2 separate regions of the Homo sapiens genome follow, and region 1 is linked to region 2. A link is an interaction called in ENCODE POLR2A ChIA-PET data of the cell type or tissue named here. Cell type or tissue: PC-9. All regions are shown on one strand. Links, peaks and the distances in the headings refer to the core of each region. The heading gives the core; the rest is flanking DNA. Region 1 has its middle 120 kb from the start of LINC02715. Region 2 has its middle 23 kb from the start of ZC3H12C.

Evidence for each region. ChIA-PET counts read pairs that join two places held together with the same protein. Peaks named below come from ENCODE experiments on the same cell type or tissue, not always from the same donor. Only the 100,000 strongest peaks of a DNase experiment are listed, where the experiment ranks them.
Region 1: POLR2A ChIA-PET joins it to region 2 with 17 read pairs; 3 of 35 experiments call an interaction of 5 or more read pairs at or near these places.

The regions. Positions count from the first base shown.
Region 1 is chr11:109,937,950-109,940,755 of GRCh38, reverse strand. No RefSeq gene overlaps it. Among named protein-coding and RNA genes, the nearest start is that of LINC02715, 120 kb to the right of the region's middle. In PC-9, for the core only: CTCF peaks have their summits at 1,147 and 1,349 (motif pointing right); a DNase peak (open chromatin) is centred at 1,405.
Region 2 is chr11:110,068,611-110,071,416 of GRCh38, reverse strand. No RefSeq gene overlaps it. Among named protein-coding and RNA genes, the nearest start is that of ZC3H12C, 23 kb to the left of the region's middle. In PC-9, for the core only: no CTCF peak of the experiment used is centred there; a DNase peak (open chromatin) is centred at 1,786; H3K27ac peaks cover 1,757 bases.

The DNA of each region.
Region 1 (2,806 bases), core at 160-2,659, 130 kb after region 2:
ATCTTGGCCTGAATATAGAAATGAATAAGACAGACTTGTTACCTGACTTCATAGGCTTTAAAATTTGAGCTTAGAGATAGGGTTTTTTTTTTTTTTTGGAGCTGGAGTCTCACTCTGTCTCCCAGGCTGGAGCTCAGTTGTGCGATCTTGGCTCACTGCAACCTTCACCTTCTGGGTTCAAACAATTCTCCTGCCTCAGCCTCCCAAGTAGCAGCTGAGATTACAGGTGTGAGCCACCATGCCTGGCTAATTTTTGTGTTTTTAGTAGAGACAGGGTTTCACCATGTTGACCTGGCTGATTTTGAACTCCTGACCTCAAGCGATCTGCCCACCTCAGCCTCCCAAAGTGCTGGGATTACAGGTGTGAGCCATCCCACCTGGCCTAGAAATAGATATTAAGTAACAAAGTATAAAGATGGCTTGTGATTAGTGAGAAGACAGAATGCAGAATAGACACAGGGCACAGCATGTTCAAAGGCCCCGAGGCTATAAGAAGATTAGTCCTTTGGATAAATAGAGAGGATTGGTGTCAGTGACACAGGGATGGATGGAGAATGGCAGGAGATCATCTGGGCAGAGGTCAGATCACATAAAGATTTTTAGGTTATGTTAAAATGTCTGGAATTTATCTTAAAATCAAAGAAAAATCACTGAAGAATATTAAGCAGGACTTCAATAGATCAAATTTATTTTTTCATTTGTTTTTTTTTAAACAAAGTTATTTCTGGTTGCTGCATGAATATTAGATATGAGGAGATAAATTAGGAGGGTAAAGGATGATTCCAATTCATGTTAATGAGTATGTTTAGGTTATATCATGTGTAATGTCAATGGTAATCGAGGAAGTTGATGGATTTGAGAGACTTTTAGGAGCTGGAATCCACCGTTTTTAGAGTTTGTGTGTGTATTTGTGTTTGTGTGTTATTGTGTGTGTGTTATTGTGTTGGATGGATGATGGAGCCATGAGGGAGAAGAAAATGTCAAAGATGACTCCCAGGCTTCTGGATTGAGCAGCTTTATGAATGTCAGTACATTAAAAAATGCTTATATGGAACAATTTAAGAAATGAGAGGCTGCTCACCCCAACCTCTCTCATCAATCTTTTGAACTTGAAATTCTGTCAAGTCTTTATACAGTATTCAAGTAGCTCATATAAAAAGGCAAATAAAACATTTAGCTCAGAAGCCCATAAATGTTCTCTGTGACTCAGAATCTCTTACTAATTAATGCAATAGATTTAAAAAAAAAGTCTAAAAAAGTTTTAGTTTTCTGCCATTCCCACCCCCATTTCCCTCCATCCCACACTTGGAGCTAAATATAAACCAACCCATCTGACTAAAACTGGCAAAGGTCTTTCTAAGAAGCACTAGATGGCAGCAGAGGAATTCCTTCACCTCAGCGGAAAAAGGTTCTGCATAAGGGGACTGTGCAGGAAAATGGCCAAGTTCCAGCTTTCCACTGTTACCTGAATTAAAGGCAGAGAGAATATAAAAGAGGAAAAGTAGCATGGTTAGCTAAATGCTGCTTCATCAATTCAACCTGCTTGGTATTCATGTCACATGGAGAAAAGGTTTTCCAAGTACACTTGTCTCTTGTTTGATGAGGTAAATGCATTTCTGTTTTCTTTATAAGCCATAAAATTAATTTCCATTAAAGCAACCCTAAATTTTCCTGCTGAATTTCATTATTGAATTGGGGATTAGTCCTGTAGGAAAAAAAATCTGTCTTCAGGCATTATTAAATTATAGTCAGCAATGCAGTAAATGTTTTAAAATAGCCCATTCAAAGAAAAATAATACTCACCTGCCCACAATACTGACGATAATATTGAAATATTTACAAGTAATTAAAAAATATCAGTAATAGTGTGCTATATTCCAAATAAGGTGTAAAATAAAAAAAATTAAGAAGAAAAAATATAGTACAATCTCAGGTTCTTTAGAAGTAAGTGATTAATCTTTCATGTTGCTCACTCCTTAAATATTTAGCATTTGGCTCGTTTTTTACACTGTCTTGAACTCCTTTATCTCCTGCATATTAAAAGTAATTCATTAAATTTTTTTTTTCTGTATTTGGACTTGGGCTTTTCCCAACTATTAGTTCATGCTAACTCTTTCATGTCCTAAGTAATGCTTTCTTCATTTACCTGCTAGCAGATGTTTCTTATTAGGTGATGATATTGTTACTATGCAACATTTGCATAATGGGTTATAGGTTGCAGAATTTTTTTACATATATTATTTCATTTATTCTTTGTACCAATATGTTATATGGGGATCGTTATTACACCCATTTTACTGATGAGAAAAAAATTAGAAAGGCTAAGTAACTTTCCCAAGGTCATACATCTTTTAAGTGATGGAACTTTGACATGAACCTAGGTCCTTTGCCTTTAAATTATAGGATCTTTGCACTGTTACTCACTGACTTCCAAACAACTTGTGTATTTACAAAATTAAGTTTACTTATTAAAAAACCCAAGAACCATATAAAGAAGAAAAAACTATAGCCCACTGTGTTTAAGGACAATGGGAGGCCACTAGAGGGTTTTAAGACAAGGGTTGATATGACTTGCATTTTATGAAAGAGACCTGTTATTTCAGTATGGAAAGTGGCTTGAAGGCAGCAAGAGTGGATCTGGGAGATTGATTAGGTGGCTATGTCAGCAGTTCAGGAGAAAGAGGAGGCTTTGGGTGGTGGCAATGGGTATCATAAACAATTGGCATATTTGAGAGACATTTGGGAGTTAGATTGAGTGGGCCTTGGTGACTGAGAGCAGACTGGGGATACGGAAAGAGGGTGTCAA
Region 2 (2,806 bases), core at 302-2,801:
ACATTAGCAACAAATGATGACTGTGATATACAACAAGGTCAGAAGGCCCTGTAGGACCATCAAGAATGAACTGGTAGGTTCTGCTGAGAGAAATCAAGAAAAGGCCAAGCGAGGTGGCTCATACCTGTAATCCCAGCACTTTGGGAGGCTAAGGTGGGAAGATCACTTGAGCCTAGGAGTTCAAGCCCAGCCTGGGAGTGAAGGGACACCCCGTCTCTACAAAAAATTTAAAAATTAACCAGGCATAGTAGTGTGCATCTGTGGTCCCAGCTCTACTCAGAAAGCTGAGGTGGGAGGATTGCTTGAGCCGGGAAGGTTAAGGCTGCAGTGGGCCATGTTCATACCACTGCACTCCAGCCTGAGCAACAGAGCAAGACCTTGTCTCAAAAGAGAAAAAAGAAAAGTTTTCTGGAGAAGAAAACATTTATATTTAATTTTGAAGACTGAGTTAGAATTTATTTGGTAAATAATACAAGAAAGAGCATTCCAGAAAGGGGGAATATCAGAGGTAGGAAATCATGGTACATCAGAGAAAAGGCCAGTATATCATAATGGTGAAGACAAAAGTCATGCATTCTGGCAATGGGGGAGTTGTGAGTCAGCTGGAGGGGGTGTTTGGAGCAACATCAGGAAGGACTTGAACTGCCGTATTTGCCAACAGGGAGTTTGAACTTTACCTTGCAGACCATAGGAGCCACTCAAAAAGTTTAAGCAGGGGAAAGACAGTATAAGCATTTAATTTAAGAAAGAAGAACCTAGCTTCAGTTTAGAGGCTGGATTAGATATAAAACTAGATTAGAATCTAGCTTCAATTTAGAGAATAGATTAGATAGATAGATTAGTGGTCTTCCCCTAGCCAACAACTGGGTAATGAAGCGCTGGTGTGGGACCAGTCTCCTAGACCCAAGTGCTAGGAGTAGAATGCTAGAACTAGGTGACTATCAAGATTGTGCCTGGGAGAGATAATGAGGTTGAACTGGCGTAGGATGTCCACAAAGAACCATCAGCACTAGAGTCAGTGACCCAGAAGAAACAAGAGCAAAGGATATCAGATTGGAATACATGGGCACAGGAGGTGGCCTGAGTAAATTCCAGGGCTGAAAGCCAGCCCCCATGGTAGTCTGTTCTGTGTTCCTGGTGTACAGCTGCATATTCTCACACATGTGTGTGAGCTGAATGGGTTCACTGGAAGTAGCCAGGAGGAGACAGATCAGAGGCACAGAGACTCGTAAATGCTGTTGAAATTGTCCAATCAAGAAACATTAAAAATCAGAAGGTGACAGAGTTGATGAAGAGGAAGAGACAGGTTTCAGAATTTTGGGGTTGCTTTTCTGGGATATTTTCCAGGACAAATTAAGAGAAAAATGTACTTCTAGATAACAAATCAAATTAATTTACAGTAAGTAGATACTTAATGTTAAACTTTGGAGTTTAGTTTTGGAGACTATCAAAGACATATACTTTTAGCTTTAACATAAAACTACATAAAAACATATGGAGACTCTCTGGTAATAGACTCAAGAATCAATTTTTTATGGACTCCATGCCCTGGTTCATAAGAAAACCATATGAATATAATGTAGGAGAATACTTATCTCCTTACTGTCTGTGGCAGGAGATATCCTCCAGGTCAGCTACACTAATTTCAAATTATGAACATATAAATTAGAAAGAAGTAGGGCGGGAACGCATACCACTGGAGGTTGTCATCTGACTTGTCAGGAGACCACTTGTGTCTATCCTGGTTTCGTGTGAACATAAATAACCAGAGGCTATATTGAGCTCCAGCAGCTTGGCCCAGAGCCACTTCCTGCCTCCAGAAGGAAAGGGAAATGACAGGGCATTACAAGTCATAAACAGTTGTAACGAGATGCCCGCACTACTCTCTCCCTGCTGGAGTTGCTCCAGTGAAGCATTGTCTGGTTCCAAAATCCAGGCATGAGAGCATCTCCTTCTCTGCCCAGTGGTTGGTTTACACGTGTCCTGAAGTGAGACTCGTGATTGTCTGAATGTGACCAAATGTCTTGGTGTGTGAGGACTCCAAGCACTAGCCAGGCAGAGATCCTTCTCCTGCAATGTCCTGGCAATGGCTGGCTGAGGTATAATGTTCCTCTTTTGCAGGAAACAGCCTGCAGTAGCTTCTGCACACATTGTGCTGCCCCACACAGTTGTTCCCTTCCTTGTGCTGAATTAGGACCCTTGGGAATAAGGGCCAGGCATTTAATCCCCAGACACAGTTGCCTTTGTCCTCTGTCCTTCTCCTAGTACCCACTGACCTCATCTCTTGGTTCCCGTCACTCTTTTCCAGATAATGGGGTGCTGACCTCCCTTCTAAAGGTGGACACCCTGATGATGCAGGGTAATATGGGTAGCTACACTAATTTATTCTATTTCCCTTCCATGCTGCTCAGCTAGAATTCTTGTCATCCTGCCCTCTAAGTTGCTACCCACACCTTCGTGAGGGCATCTTCAGGGAAAACAAGAAGGTAAACAATACAACATGGTTCTCAAGCAAGTGTTCACTTCTCAGTCTTATATTTTTCTTTTCTAATTTTTTAATGAAAGGAGTAACACAGTCAGCGGTAGAAACTAAATGGTCTCTGACAAAGGATAGTCACTGTATACTTTATTCGTGTATGAAGTGTATTCACATGAATTACAAGACTGGTTCAGGCTGAGGCGGTTAATATCTATTAGTAGGAGCTAGGCAGAGCAATTGGAACAGCTCTTCCAGTTAAAAAAAAAATTCTTACAAAAACAGGAACTGGCCAGGCACAAGAGTTCACGCCTGTAATCCCAGCACTTT